Linked DNA regions of Homo sapiens: region 1 is linked to region 2. Evidence: read pairs that join two places in POLR2A ChIA-PET (ENCODE). Cell type or tissue: GM12878. All regions are shown on one strand. Each heading gives the region's core, and the rest is flanking DNA. Links, peaks and the distances in the headings are about the cores only.

Region 1 (8,187 bases), core at 2,109-6,108, 290 kb after region 2:
GCTTAAGGCAAACCTAGAGAAATGGGTACAGTTCATACAGAAGTTGGGCTGCTAGTAAGGCAGGATTTTTGAAGAACTACAAGAACAGTAAAGACCATTTCTGCAAGAAAAAACAGAAAGGTAGTCTCAGGGCAGAATATGAAAAAAAAAAAAAATTAAGTGCCAAACTGAGAAACATGAATTTGTTCAGGAAGGTTATGAGGAAGGTGAATAAATATCAAAGGACTGCTTGAAGTTTTCAAACACATCAGCCTGGCTAGAACAAGAGAAGAGAGATCAGAGTAAGATAACATCAGCCTACACCAGAGCAGCAGAGACAGAAGAGAGAGAAGATGAGGAAAGAATCTGCAAGATCTGAGGATCAATCAGATGTGAAGGGAGGAGTGAACACGAATGAAATTCATTTTTTCCAACTAGAATAATAATGCTAACACTGAGAATTATGATCACTAAGATAATGTCATCACTGAAGAGAAGTTGGGCCCAGAAGGAAGACTTTTTATAAATGCTATGCAGATAAATAACCACATCTGGAGAACAAGCCTTCTATAGGGTACCTAGATCTACTGTTACAGACACCTCTAACAGATAGTGAGGACTGAGTCCTTAAATTCAGTTTGACTGATCAGTTATTTAACAGGGGTTACTCCTGTAGGCACTTTGCTTTTTTATGGGAGGATGGCGAAGGGGAGGGTTCCCAATGATAAACAAAAACAAGCCCTCAATATTCTTCCACAAAAACTCTGAGATGTTTAAGCTGACAAACTACAACTAAGAAAAAACTGACAAGGGAAGATGTTAGAACCACAGTCAAAGGATGGCACACTTAAATTATTTACTGCGCAAAGCCCTCTGACTTACAAATTCTACTGAATGTCTTTGCTAAAAGAACCAGGTGATACACTAAGTTACCTGCTACTGAATTTAATACAGTGCTTTGTCTTCAAATTATTTGAGTGAAGATAATAAAAAATAATTCACCTTGTCACACTGTAACTTTATTTCTAGATCATGAGCTCCTTATGGGGAGGGAAAATTACTCATAGTTGTATTTGCAGCCATTACTGTAGTACTTGGTACATAAAAAGCAGTCATTATGTATGAAATGAATGACTACCTAGGTAAGACCAAGACAGTTTCATCTCATGAACTCAATTATAACTATGAATACCAAATAAACACGTGACACTTTTTGTTGATTTACAGAGTTAAAAAAAAAAATCAGTAATTTCGTAAATGTAAAAGGAGGCTTGATGGCCCAAATCTGAGGATTCTCCTTTTTGTCTGTTTTACAGTTCAAATGTTTCAAAATAGGATATAAGCAAATATCTCATCCTTCTGTTTTTATATTTTTAGCCCCTTCTTTTCAACTTAATTTGGACAACTGTTCTTGAACATTTCTTATTCTCCTAATCCCTCTAGTTTCTATTTAATTACATCATGAAACTGTAAAAGAAAACTGGCATTTTCTCACCAATATACTCAAAGGTGTACACATTCAGTGTGCTTACCTAACTTATACTCTTTTTCAAGAGCTTAGTTAAAAGGGACTTCACATAAACATCTATAATTGCAGGTATGTATTCTCTCTTGGCTCTCAAACATTACCTAATTGTATGAAGATACGTGAGCTTCACAAATACCTACCTTTAAGTAATTTTTAAAAACTTTAGCATCAGGCTGCTGAAGCGCTTGACAAAACTCCTGGGGGGTGGGGAAAAGAGGGAGAAAAAGAACAAATGTATTTGTATTAAATCCATTGTAATTCGTATCCAGTTTTTTTTTTTTAATTTTTTTTTTTTTTTTAAGAGATGGTCTTGCTCTGTCATCTAGGCTGGAGTACAGTGGTGTGATCATAGCTCACTGTAGCCTCCAACTCCTAGGCTCAAGGGACACTCCCACCTCAGCCTCCCAAGAAGCTGGAATTACAGGCATAAGTCACTGTGCCCAGCTCTTTTTTTAAAAAAGCTGTAGTTAAAAACACTTAAAACTTATCACCTTAACCACTTTTACATGTACAGTACAGTAAGCATTAACTACATGCACACTGTTGTACAACAGGTTTCTAGAACTTTTGCATCTTGCAAAACAAGCTTGCTTTTTGCCTCTTAACTGAAGAACTCCCCATTTTCCCCTACTCCAGCCCCTGGCAACCACCACTTTCTGCTTTGGTGAGTCTACTTTAGATATCTCAAACAAATGGAATCATAGAGCATTGTCTTTTAATAACTGCCTTATTTCATTTAGCATAATGTCCTCTAGGTTCATCCACATTATAGCATATGACAGGATTATTTTATAAATCAGGCTTAATATTCTATTGTATGTATATACCATATTTTGTTTATCCATTTATCTGTCAAAGGAATTTAAGGTTGCTTCAAATTCATGGTATTTAACTTATCAAGATTAATTCAAACAGTATCTCACCACAAGAGGTTTATAGCATTTTCAAATGTCAGTACTTGTCAAACAGGCTGCTTTCACTTTTGAGAACATAGCTCTCCTAGACAAGGTGGATTCATGCCTGAGAGGAGTGAATGGGACAAAAACTACATTGCTACGGCTGCTCACATCTAGTAAGAGGGATAACCAAACAGAGCTAGACCAAAAGAAAAGAAAATTCTAATAGAGAATATTGTGCAAAATGTGTTGTCAGACATAAGGCATATGAAAAAGGGAAAACTGAGGTTCCTTATCTTTCATAATGAATTACTAAATAGAAAAATAATTTTATTTCATTTAGCAATCTGGAAGATTAGCTGTAAACTGAATGGTCTAAGTTCTACTTTTGATGAGCACTAAGATCACAAGAATAGTAATTTATTATTTTCATTAAAATATGAGTTTATTTACATATCAAATGATAACCAAGAAAGTCATTAATATCTCTAAAGGTGGTATACTGTGAAATAAGAGATCACAAATTCATTAAAAATGAGTTAAATTCATTTTTTAAACTCATGTGAAATCTTTATTTTTGAAAAAAACAGCATTATAAAAACTTCAAAAAAACACCATTGAGGCTGGGCACAGTGGCTCATGCCTGTAATCCCAGCACTTTGGGAGGTCAAAGTGGCCGGATCACTTGAGGTCTGGAGTTCAAGACCAGCCTAGCCAACATGGTGGAACCCCATCTCTGCCAAAAATACAAAAACTAGCCAGGTGTGGTGGCATGCGCCTGTAGTCCCAGCTACTTGGGAGGTTGAGGTGGAAGAATTGCTTAAACCCGGGAGGCAGAGGTTGCGGTGAGCCAAGATCGCACCACTGCACACTAGCCTGGGCGACAGTGGATGACCCTGTCTCAAAATAAAAATAAAAAACAAAAAAACACCATTGAAAGCTGTGTTCATGGACTGAAGACTTAATATTGTTAAAATGTCTTTGCTACCCAAAGCAATCTGCCGAGAAGTGATGTCTGCTGTTCTCTTACCTCTCTTTGGTGTTTGACTGCCACCACCTATGAAGGGGCCCTTACCCTTCTGCAATACCCAGACCAGGGTGATGTAGTAGTGTTCAGGGACTTGGTGAAGGTCATAAGAGTGAATTATAACACACATGGGGAGCTGGGTGACAGTGGCAGGAAATTTGTATTTTTCAACATACCTCAAATCCAAAAACAAAAAAAACCCTTGGATCGGGCACGGTGGCTCACGCCTGTAATCCCAGCACTTTGGGAAGCCGAGGTGGGTGGATCACGAGGTCAGGAGTTCAAGACTAGCCTGGCCAAGATGGTGAAACCCTGTCTCTACTAAAAATACAAAAATTAGCTAGGTGCAGTGGCGGGTGCCTGTAATCCCAGCTACTCGGGAGGCTGAGGCAGGAGAATCGCTTGAACCCGGGAGGCAGAGGTTGCAATGAGCCGAGATCGCGCCACTGCACTCTAGCCTGGGTGACAGAGCAAGACTAGAGCAAGACTCCATCTCAAACAAACAAAAAACCCTTGGATGCAGATCATGATGTTTAAGAACACAATACCATTACCCTTCCTACAATTCTATTTATATTATGAAGAGCAGGTCCTGGTGGATATAGAAATCAAGATGAATAAGGAGATTATGGAACACATCAAAAAAATCGTGGGGAAGAATGAGGACACAAGAAAGGAGAGCAGGAGAAAAAGCAGCTCTCTCACCCAGCTCATTTTGGCCTTCAAAGTAGTTCTGATGGGAATCTACCTGTGAAGTTAAAGGGCAGGTGCCCTATCCAGGCCTAATGGCATTAGGAGACGACAGGGAAGTACAAAGCAACACTGAAAGCCAGTGCCTAGCAGTAAGGTCCAAGGACACTATGGGCTAGGGTAATTGATATGGGGTTACCTTGGTCACAGAAAAGCCCCTGGTTCTGGACAGGTGTGGTGGCTCACGCCTGTAATCCCAGCACTTTGGGAGGCCGAGGCCAGTGGATAACTTGAGGTCAGGAGTTCAAGACCAGCCTGGCCAATGTGGTGACCCCGTCTCTACTAAAAATACAAAAATTAGGCATGGTGGTGGGCACCTGTAATCCTAACTACTTGGGAGGCTGAGGCCGGAGAACTGCTTGAACCCGGAGAATTGCTTGAACCCGGGAGGTGGAGGTTACAGTGAGCAGAGATTGTGCCATTGCACTCCAGCCTGGGTGACAGAGCAAGACTGTCTCAAAAAGAAAGAAAAAGATGACGACTCTGGAAATGTCTTTGCAATAAAAGGGTCCCCCCCCCACTTTACACATTATGTAAAATGACACAGGGGAAAGAGTATATAAAACTGAGCTGCTAAATGAATATCCCTGTTCCATCAGGTCAACAAAATGCTTCTTAATGGCCAGGCAAGGTGGCTCACGCCCGTAATCCTGGGACTTTAGGAGGCCAAGGTGGGAAGATCACTGAGGTTAGGAGTTTGAGACCAGCCTGGTCTCTACTAAAAAAAAAAGCAAAAACAAAAATTAGCTAGGCATGGTGGTGCCTGCCTGTAATCCCAGCTACTCAGGAAGCTGAGCCACCAGAATCACTTGAACCTGGGAGGCGGAGGTTGCATGCAATGAGCCAAGATCGTGCCTCTGCACTCCAGCCTGGGCACTAAAGCGAGACTCCATCTCAAAAAAAATAAAAATAAATTTAAAAAATTTTAAAAAGCTTCTTAATCATTCCAAAAATAAAAAACAAAGTGACGTACAGATTCAAGGCAATCCGTATAAGAGTTCCAAGAGCATATTTTATAGAAATAGAAAAAACAAAACTAGAATTTACATGGAATCACAAAAGGCCCTGAATAGCCAAAACAATCCAGAGAAAGAGCAAAGCTGGATGTACCACACTTCCAGATTTCAAAATATATTTTAATATTACAGTGTGAAAACAGTATGGTACTAGCAAAAGACAGACATATATCCTAGCTACTTGGGAGGCAGAGGCAGAAGGATTCTTTGAGTCCAGGCGTTTGTAGTTGCTGTGAACTATGATGGTGCCACTGCACTTGAGTCTGGACAACAGAGTGAGACCCTCTCTCTTTTAAGACAGACATATAAACCAATGGAACAAAATAGAATTTGAAAATCAACTCCTGTATACAGTCAACTGATCTTCAACAAGGGTACTAAGAATACACAATGGGGAACAATAATCTCTCCAATAATGGTGCTGGTAAAACTGGATATCTACGTGCAAAAGAAAACGAGACCCTTATCTTACACAAAAATCAACTCAATGTATTAAAGACTTTATATGTAAGTCTCCAAACTGCAAAACTAGAAGAAAACATAGGAGAAAAGCTTCAAGATGCTGGTCTTTGAAATGATTTCATTGATATCACGAAAAGCTACATTAGTGGGGCTACATTGAATTAAGAAGCTTCTGCACCATAAAGTAAGCAATCAACAGAGCAGAAAGGCAACCTCTGGAATAGCTAAAGAATGGGAGAAAATATTTGCAAACCATTTATCTGATAAGGGGTTAATTTCTAACATATAAAAAAACTCCTCTAATTCAATAGCAAAAAACTTAATAACTTGATTAGAAAATGGGGTAAAGACTTGAATAGACTTCTCCAAATACAAATGGTTAACAGGTGTATGAAAAAACAAACATCACTAATCATAAGGGAAATGCAAATCAAAACCACAATGAGATATCACCTCACACCTGTTAGAATGGCTATTACAAAAAAATGAAAGACAGCAAGTGTTGGTGACATTGTGGAAAAACTGGAACCCTGCTACACAACTGATGGAAATGCAAAATGGTGTATAGCCACTATAGAAAATAGTAAGATGTTTCTTCAAAAAATTAAAAATAGGACTACCATATAATCCAGCAATCCCACTTCTGGGTATTTATCTAAAAGAATTGGAATCAGCATCTCAAAGACATATTAGCATTCCCATGTTAACTGTAGCACTTACAATGTGAAAATAGCCCCAATGAATCTATCAGTGGATTAATGCATAAAGAAAATGTGATATATACATACAGTGGCATGTTATTCAGCCTTAAAAAATTGCGAAATCCTGCCATATGTAACAACATGGATGAACCTAAAGGACATTGTGTGAAACAGCCAGTCACAAAAAGAGAGATAACTGCATGATTCCACTTATATTAGGTATCTAAAGTAGTCAAATTCACAGAATCAGAGAGTAGAATGGTAGTTTCTAGGAGATGGGGGCTGTGGGAAATGGGAATTGCTAATCAGTGGGTATAAAGTCTTAGTTATGCAAGATGAATATGTTCTGGAGATCCACCTATATTTTATAGGCACATCACTGTCCCTATAATTAATAATACTGTGTTGTGCACGTAAAAATTGTTAAGATGGTATATATCTCATGTAAGTGTTCTTACAATAAAATAAAAACACTATTGATGAAGAAACAAATTTTGGAATCTACATAAGAGATTGTAATTCTAGTTTTAATCAAGTTTGATACTTCATTAACTCCATGTACTACTGGACAAGAAATCTGGAAAATTATATGCCAAGAAACAATATTATACAAATGACTTCTTAAAAGTATAAGGTAACTTTCCAGACACTTTCCTTAAAATAGTTTCAGATTTACAGATTAAGCATTGATAAGCTTGGTGTACACACAATGAACTACCTGGTACAAAGCTTCAGAACTCTGCTGTGGTCCCCTTCAGCAGTCTGGAAAAGCCTATTAGGCTCCTTTAGAATGTTTTTTTAAAAAAATGCATAAAACATAATACATGGGATTACGATAGAAGCCAATTATACTGAATAATGGTTATCAAACTAAAGTATGCTAGAACAGTAAGGACTTATTAACTTGTTGGGTAACAAGGTGTAGTGATATTACTTAGTAACTCATAATTTCAAAATGGTGATAAGCATAAACAGTATTTTGAGATGCTGGCAACAACTTATGTAATATGAAAATATTTTTGATTTCTGCTAGCGACAATGTCACAGGCAATGCTGCTACTACTGTGATCTCTCGCCTACACAATGGTAAGAAATAGCTCTTACCTGAATTATTTCTGGAGCTACTTGCAAGGAGGGCAGGTATTCTTGTTGAAGATACTGAACACATTCTGGGCCCTGAAGATTAAAAGATACTTACAACTATTTTCTTGCTTGACATTAATAAGCTTAAAAAGAATCGGAACAATACATGTACACTTTAAAGGCAATATAGTATTGTGCTTAAGAACACAGACCCGAGAGCCAGACTGCCTTGGTTTGAAGCCTGGCTCTGGCACCTTCTTTAAAATTATACTTTAAGTTCTGGGTTACATGTGCAGAACATGCAGTTTTGTTACATAGGTATACATGTGCCCTGGTGGTTTGCTGCACTTGGGCAAGTTACTTAACCTCTCTAAGCCTCAGTTTCTCCATCTGAAAAATAAGGTTCTTGGCCGGGTGCAGTGGCTCATGCCTGTAATCCCAGCACTTTGGGAGGAGGAGATGGGTGATCACTTGAGGTCAAGAGTTCGAGACCAGTGTGGCCAACATGGTGAAACCCTGTTTCTACCAAAAATACAAAAAAATTAGCTGGGCATCATGGCGCATGCCTGTAATCCCAGCTACTCGGGAGGCTGAGGTAGGAGAATCACTTGAAACTGGCAGGCGCAGGCTGCAGTGAGCCGAGATTATGCCAGTGCACTCCAGCCTGGGTGACAGAGCGAGACTCTGTCTCAAAAAAAAAAAAAAAAATCAATGTATCTCTCCTCGATGTACTCTTCCTTGCACT
Region 2 (8,187 bases), core at 1,365-5,364:
TCACTGCATCCTCCACCTCCCAGGCTCAGGTGATTCTCCTACCTCAGCCTCCTGAGTAGCTGGGACTATAGGTGCACACCACCATGCCCAGCTAATTTTTGTTTTTTGTTTTTTGTTTGTTTGTTTGTTTTTGTAGAGACGGGGTTTCATTATGTTGCCCAGGCTGGTCTGGAACACCTGGGCTCAAGCAATCAGCCCTCCTCCCCTCATTACAGGCATGAGCCACCACAGCCAGTCTACCCCAGGGTTTTCTAAGGACTTTCATTTGATTAGGATATTTATATACTTAAATCCTAAGAACATTCTCAACCTGAGAAAGTGATTTATCAAATAATTTATTTTTTTGTCTGGGCATGGTGGCTCACGCCTGTAATCCTAGCACTTTGGGAGGCCAAGGCAGGTGTGGATCACCTGAGGTCAAGAATTTGAAACCAGCCTGGCCAACATGGTGAAACCTTGTCTCTACTAAAAATACAAAAATTAGGCCAGGCGCGGTGGCTCACGCCTGTAATGCCAGCACTTTGGGAGGCCGAGGCAGGCGGATCAGGAGGTCAGGAGATCGAGACCATCCTGGCTAACACAGTGAAACCCCGTCTCTACTAAAAAATACAAAAAATTAGCCAGGTGTGGTGGCGGGCGCCTATAGTCCCAGTTACTCGGGAGACTGAGGCAGGAGAATGGTGTGAACCCAGGAGGCGGAGCTTGCAGTGAGCCAAGATCACACCACTGCACTCCAGCCTGGGCAACAGAGTGAGACTCCATCTCAAAAAAAAAGAGGCTGGGCGCGGTGGTTCACACCTGTAATCCCAGCACTTTGGGAGGCTGAGTCAGGCGGATCACGAGGTCAGGAGATCGAGGCCATCCTGGCTAAAACGGTGAAACCCCGTCTCTACTGAAAATACAAAAAAAGTAGCTGGGCGTGGTGGCAGGCGCCTGTAGTCCCAGCTACTTGGGAGGCTGAGGCAGGAGAATGGCATCAAACCGGGAGGCAGAGCTTGCAGTGAGCTGAGATCGTGCTACTGTACTCCAGCCTGGGTGACAGAGTGAGACTCCGTCTCAAAAAAAAAAAAAAAACAACAAAAAAAAAAAATTAGCCAGGTGTGGTGGCAGGTGCCTGTAATCCCAACTACTTGGGAGGCTGAAGCAAGAGTATTGCTTGAACCCAGGAGGTGGAGATTGCAGTGAGCCGAGATCGCACCATTGCACTCCAGCCTGGGCAACAGAGCAAAAAATCTGTCTCAAAAAATAGATATATTTTTGGTCTTGTCAAAGCTTTTTCTGTTCCAATCCGTAAATGATTTTTTTGTTTGTTTGAGATAGGTGCTCTCTCACCAGGTTGGAATGTGGTGGCTCAAACATGGCTCACTGCAGCCTTGGCCTCCTGAGCTCAAGTGATCCTCCTGCCTTGGCCTCCCAAAGTGCTGGGATTACCAGCGAGAGCCACTGTGCCCAGCCCTTAAATGAATTTTTAAGTTTATACTAGACAAAAGCAATACTGTGAAACTAGTGTTTCTCAAAGTCATCACATTGATGGGTGAATCCATCCAAATTCTTGGTTATATAAAAACCAGAGGTAGGTATAATTCTTTTTAACTCTTCATTCATACTTGGTATTTGCTAGAAGTCTCCCATCTCCTGATATAGTATGCTAATTTTGAGACTGTCCGCTTATTCAAATAAAATTCTAGAAGAGGAGACATTTTATCCATTATATTTAGGGGAGTGTGATCATTATAGATTTCTAGGGAGAAGGAGTCCTGGAATGACTTGTGCTTACGGTACTTGTGCTGAATCTTAGTGACTTTGGATTTATACTGGAACTTACCCCTTTATCTCCAGAGAGCAAAATGCCATTAGAAAGAGCCTCGGCTGGGTGCAGTGGCTCACGCCTGTAATCCCAGCACTTTGGGAGGCCAGGGCAGGCGGATCACTTGAATTCAGAAGTTTGAGACCAGCCCAGGCAACATGGCATTGCTACGAAAAATAAAAAAATACAAAATTTAGCTGGGCATCATGGTGTGTACCTGTAGTCCCAGTTGCTCTGGATGCTGAGGCAGGAGGATCAGTTGAGTCTGGGAGGTCAAGGCCACAGTGAGCTGTGATTGTGCCACTGCACTCCAGCTCGGGTGACAAAATGAGACCCTGTCTCAAAAAACAACAAAACAAAAAAGAGCTTCCCCCCACCTCACCAAAAAAGGAACAAGCCTCCCATTATACAGGTGGTGGCTCTTGCAATTTTTGGTGAGATGACAGTCACCATTTTATATCTCTGGGTTTTTTTATGTTTCCTCTTTTCTTTTAAAACTGCCTTGGACATCATAGTAGTATCTGAGGAACTGGCTTCACCTCATTCATTTTACAGATATCACTGAAGATCTGTTAGTCACACTTCAGGGTCTGTAGATGGCTTGTTGTCTTGATCTCATTCTGGAGATGGTATCTCTCTCTGACCCTCCTTTCCTGCTGTGACCTCTTCCATATTGACATTCACACTTGATGACTGTTTTCCAAGCTGCTCAGTTTGCCTGGGGGTCTTCGAACCAGGAAAATTATCTGTAACAGTGGGTCTTGTATCATCCCTGGAGACATCGTTTTTTGTGTGTGAGGTTTTTCCCCCACTGAGTAACATATGGATTGCCTTTCTCCTGAAGTGCCTGCCTTTGGGCAGTAATACCTGACAGCTGCAGAGTTAGACTAATTGATTCAGGGCCAGGATATTTATCATTCTGCCCTCTAAGAGCTGTCCTGGCCATCAGGAAACCTGGCCCCTGATAATATTCTGAAGCTTTTTTTTTTTTTTTTTTTTTTTGCCTTTCATATCTGTACTTTTGGTTTTGTTTTTAAATTAAAAGTGGCAGGGCTGGGGTGTTTTTGTTTTGTTTTATCTCCCTGTTTGGCCTCTCCTAAGATGATCTAAATGTTCTCAACAGTTTTGAAGACTGTTACTTCCTGTCAGTAAGTAATGGCTTTTCCAGTTATAAGCTGATAACTTTGCTTCAGTGATTTGTGTTTCATTTCTTCACCTATAAACACTGTGTCCAAGGACTGTGATGAGGAATAAATGAGAATAAATGTCAAATGCCTGGCACAGTAAACTTTAGTTCCCAGTTTTTCTCACTTCCTCTTTGTTTCGCTCAATGGATTGTTTCAGTGCTTGAAGATTTTTCTAGCCTGTGACCAAGTGACTTCTATGCTTACATTCTCTCTAGGCCTGCATTATCCACTTGTGGCTGTCGAGCACTTGAAATGTGGATAGTCCAAATGGAGATGTATTATTATTGTGAAATACCAGATTTCAAAGGCTTGGTTCACAAAAAGTTAAATCTCATTGATTTTTTAAAAAATATTGTTTACATGTTGAAATATTAATATTCAGATATTTTTATAGGAGGTTAAAATATATACAGTTTTACCTGTTTTTATTAATGTGGTTATTGGACAATTTTTAATTACATATGGGGTCCCCTTTATATTTCCATTAGGCTACTCTGGATTAGGCCCTGTAGAGGCATTGTCTTACAGAAGGAAAATAGTCTAATAACCAAGGAAATAAGTCAAAGTATAAATACAGGACAATGCCTTTAGTTTCTAGAATGTTTAAAAACATCTAAGTCTTTTGCTCTTAAAAAAACTTTTATTGCTACATTTTTGGAATAAATTTTCTGCAGCCTTCACAGCCTGTTGCAAACATATTTTGGCAGTGTTGTCCCTTTGAGAAGCTATAAAAAGAGCTAATAATTCTCACTGATGGGAAGCATTCCTTTTTTGAGGCCTTCCAAAATGTCTGGAGTTCATTTGAAATCAAACTTAGTTAATCTGAATAATCAAGTTGTAAGACACTTTGTATAAAATAATTAGACCAACATTTTTCTCATGATTCGCAACAAACTCAAAGCAGTCCCAAAGGAGTTTTCAAAAAACATTTTGATCAATAACAGAATGGGTAGAATAAATATGTAACTTGCCAGGGGGATATACTATTATACAAGCCTTATAAGCCTTTATATTTTGTTTGAAGTTATTATAGTTATATTTGGATCTATGAAACAGACCAAAGTATGGGCTGTATAAAAGGTAATAGTGCTGTTGTCTCATGGGCGGGGTGGGGGGAAGAGAACTTTAGTATAGGTAGAAAAGGAAAATGAGACCAGCTGTGTTCTAGATTGTTTTTCCCTCATTCTCATAGATGCTGGTTGCCAACATTGACTTGGGTCCTACTATTTTGGACATTGCTGGCTACGACCTAAATAAGACACAGATGGATGGGATGTCCTTATTGCCCATTTTGGTAAGTATAGCGCCCTCAATCAGGCCTGAGCCAAGACCGCAATAAATTCTGGGTTGTGTAAAGACTTAAGCATTTAAATATTAAATAATACTATTAAATTTGGGGGCAGAAAATCTTGTGATGGGAAGGAGTTTTCTAAAATAAAAAATTAGACCACATGTGAAATCGAGAGTTGTTTCCTCCCCTCTTTTGCTCTCCTTTAAGAACACCCACCATAAATAAAGAGAGGTTGGGAACACACTTGCAACATACATAAAAAAGAGTCATTAGTCCAAATACATGAGTTCTTAGCAAAGATTAATATCCCAGTGGGAAAATGGGCAAAAAAAGTGGCTAATCAATTTGCAGAAGAATTAAAAATGGCTAAAACAAACGCAAAAAGATTACTTCAGTGCTAATCACAGAAATGCTTTAACTGAAGGAGACCTCTCTCTGTGAACTGGCAAAGATTTTTAAAATACCCAAGATTTCAGAAGTCTGAGAATTTGGAAACTGCTTCATATACTTTTCATACAAGTGTAATCAGTATAACTTACCAAGAGTTTAGTTTAACAAGACATACCACTTCAGAGAACACATGTCAAAAACAGTCAGACAAGTTAACTTTTGCCTGTCTGGTGAGTGAAAAGTGGCATTTGGTCTTACTGTGCATCTGTTTGTTTAATAATGAGGTGAATTATTTTTTAACAGCTTAATTCCCATACCATACAATTCACTCATTTAAAGTGTCGGCCAGGCGCGGTGGCTTACGCCTGTAATCCCAGCACTTTGGGAGGCCAAAGGTGGGTGGATCACCTGAAGTCAGGGGTTCGAGACCATCCTGGCCAACATGGTGAACCTCTGTCTCTACTAAAAATACAAAAAACAAGCTGGGCATGGTGGCGGGCACCTGTAATCCCAGCTACTCGGGAGGCTGAGGCAGAAGAATCACTCGAACCTGGGAGGTGGAGATTGCAGTGAGCCGAAATTGCGCCATTGCACTCCAGCCTGGGCAACGAGTGAAACTCCATCTCAAAATAAATAAATAAATCATTTTTTTTTAAGTGTCCAATTCAATAGTTGTTGGTGTATTCAGAGTGGTACAACCATCATCATAATCTAAGAGCATTTTCATCACCCTAAACTCCCAGGCACATTAGTCACTCTAATAGGAGAAAACTGAAAATCCAGATATCTAGTAGAGAATTGATTAAATTGTGGTGCAGGGAATTGATTAGATCTGTTGCTCCCATTCCCACCATGAATCTTCTTTACGTCTGTATAGATTTGTTTGTTCTGAACTTTTCATATAAATGAAATTACATAATATGTGGCCCCTTGTAACTGGTTTTTTCACTGAGCATAGTGTTTTCAAGGATCATATCATTGTAACGTGTCAGTACCTTCTTCTGTTTTACTGCCGAATAACATTCTGTGTGTGAATATATCACATTTTATTTATCCATTCATCAGATATTTGGGCTGTTTCCACTTTTTGGCTATTATGAATAATGCAGTTGTAATGGTTTTGTTTGTTTTTGAGATGGGGTCTTGTGCTGTCACCCAGGCTGGAGTGCAGTGTTGCCAATCACAGCTCACTGCAGCCTCAGTCTCCTACGCTCAGAGGATCCTCCCACCTCAGCCTCCCCAGTAGCTAGGACTGCAGTTGCTGGCTACCACGTCTGGCTAATTTTTTTTTTTTTTTTAATAGTAGAAATGAGGTCTCCCTACATTGCTCAGGGTGATCTCGAACTCCTGGGCTCAAGAGAACCTCCCTTGTTTTCCAAGATTTTAAGAAAAAAAAAAATATCCTCCCCCCTCAGCCTCCCAAAGTGCTGAGATTACGGGTGGGAGCCAATACTTGCTATTATCTGTCTTTGTGATTATTATATTGTAGTAGGTGTGAAGTAGTATCTCATTGTGGTTTTGATTTGTATTTCCCTGCTGACTATTGGTGGTTAGCATTTCATCATGTGTTTGTCAGCCATTTGTATAGCTTCTTTGGAGATGTGTTCATATTCCAATCCTTTGCCCAGTTTTTTTTTTTTATTGTGTTATTGATCAGGGAATCACTTTTCATTTATGCCTTTTTGTGTTTCTTCCCTTGAGAAATGCCTCTGCATTTTTGCGTATCATAGTCTCCTTATTATGACTTGTCTTTTCCATGTATTAAGATATGGGAGCCAGGTGCAGTGGCTCACACCTGTAATCCCAGCAATTTGGGAGGCTAAGGCAGGCTGATCTCTTGAGTCCAGGAGTTCAAGACCAGCCTGGGCAACATGGCAAGACCCAGTCTCTACAAAAAATACAGAAAATTAGCCAGGCATGATGGTGTGCATCTGTAGTCCCAACTACTTGGAAGGCTGAGGTAGCAGGATCGCTTGAGCCAAGCAGGTGGAGGTTGTAGTGAGCAGAGATCACACCACTGCACTCCAAGAATTGAAGGTATATATTGTTTCTTTTAATGTTTAGTGTCCTTTGTGTATTTATAAAGATGCTTCTAAACTTTGAAGCCAGAAAGCTATTCTCCTATATTTTCTCCTAAAAGTTTTATAGCTCTGCCTCTTACATCCAAGTCCTTGATGTATCTAAAATTTATTTTCTTGTAAGATAGGAGTCAGGGATTCAGTTTCTTTTTTTTTTTCTCTATAGATACTCAGTTGTCTTTTTTTGCTCCACGAATCTGTCCATCCCTGTGCCAATATGATTTTGTCTTATAAAGCTGTGTAACTAAATCTCAATTTGCATAGGCATACCTCTCTGCTTATTGTCCTCATGGGGATCCTAGCCCGTGTCTTCCACATACATAAACTTTAGAATCAGCTTTTCAGATTATCTGAAAAATGTTGGCTTTTGGTTGGAATTGCATTTAACCTATAGATCAGTTAGAGGAAATTTTACGTCTTTTAACTTTTCATACAAGTCTTATACTTTGTACCTTATTATGTTTATTTCTTTTTTTTTTTTTTTTTTTTTTTTTTGAGACAGAGTCTAGCTCTGTCGCCCAGGTTGGAGTGCAGTGGCATGATCTCAGCTCACTGCAAGCTCCGCCTCCCTGGTTCACGCCATTCTCCTGGCTCAGCCTCCCGAGTAGCTGGGACTACAGGCACCTGCCACCAGGCCCGGCTAATTTTTTGTACTTTTAGTAGAGTCAGGGTTTCACCGTGTTAGCCAGGATGGTCTCGATCTCCCGACCTCGTGATCCCCCCTCCTTGGCCTCCTAAAGTGCTGGGATTACAGGCATGAGCCACTGCACCCGGCATTAAGTTTATTTCTAATTAGAAAAAAAACTGATTCACTCTAGGGGTAAAAATCATTATGTTGTGTATAATTTCTCTGCACAGTTCTCTAAGTGCCACCTAAGATGTGGTTCTTTTCCTTGTTCATGTTTTGTTTTTGGAGGCTATTCCGATGAAATACTGATGTATTAGAACAGTTAATTAGCCATGTGTGGCTATTTGAATTAAAAATGAAATTCAGTTCTTCGGTTGCACTAGCTGCACATCATGTGCTCAGTAGCCATCATATTGAACAGCAAAGATCGAGAATGTTTCAGCCAGAAAGTTCTGCTGGACTAGCAGTTGGCAGACTACAACCTGTGGGCCAAATCTAGCGCACCCCCGTTTCTGTAAATAAAGTTATATCAGAATACAGCCACACTCATTCATTTATGTATTGTTGATGGCTGCTTCCCTGCTACCTGAGTAGATGTGACAGAGATTGTATAGCCAGGAGCCTAAGTATTTACTCTGTGGCCTTTTACAAAAAAAGTTTAACAACTCCTACAGACCATGAGTCTCAAATTTGGTCAGACATCAGAATCACTCGGAAACTAAAATACTAATGCCTGGGCCTCACCCCTAGAGATTCTGATTTAATTGGCATGAGATAGAATCCCTTGGGATTTTTCAAGTTTCCCT

What was found. Peaks named below come from ENCODE experiments on the same cell type or tissue, not always from the same donor. Only the 100,000 strongest peaks of a DNase experiment are listed, where the experiment ranks them.
Region 1: POLR2A ChIA-PET joins it to region 2 with 6 read pairs; 6 of 35 experiments call an interaction of 5 or more read pairs at or near these places.

What each region holds. Positions count from the first base shown.
Region 1 is chr12:64,438,592-64,446,778 of GRCh38, reverse strand. XPOT (exportin for tRNA) reads right to left here. Exons shown (of 25, transcript NM_007235.6): 23 at 7,464-7,535; 24 at 1,648-1,704. It also overlaps the pseudogene LOC100420899. Among named protein-coding and RNA genes, the nearest start is that of TBK1, 9.4 kb to the left of the region's middle. In GM12878, for the core only: no CTCF peak of the experiment used is centred there; no DNase peak of the experiment used is centred there.
Region 2 is chr12:64,725,057-64,733,243 of GRCh38, reverse strand. It overlaps GNS (glucosamine (N-acetyl)-6-sulfatase), which reads left to right. Exons shown (of 14, transcript NM_002076.4): 10 at 4,187-4,288. Among named protein-coding and RNA genes, the nearest start is that of GNS, 30 kb to the left of the region's middle. In GM12878, for the core only: no CTCF peak of the experiment used is centred there; a DNase peak (open chromatin) is centred at 2,993; H3K27ac peaks cover 1,243 bases.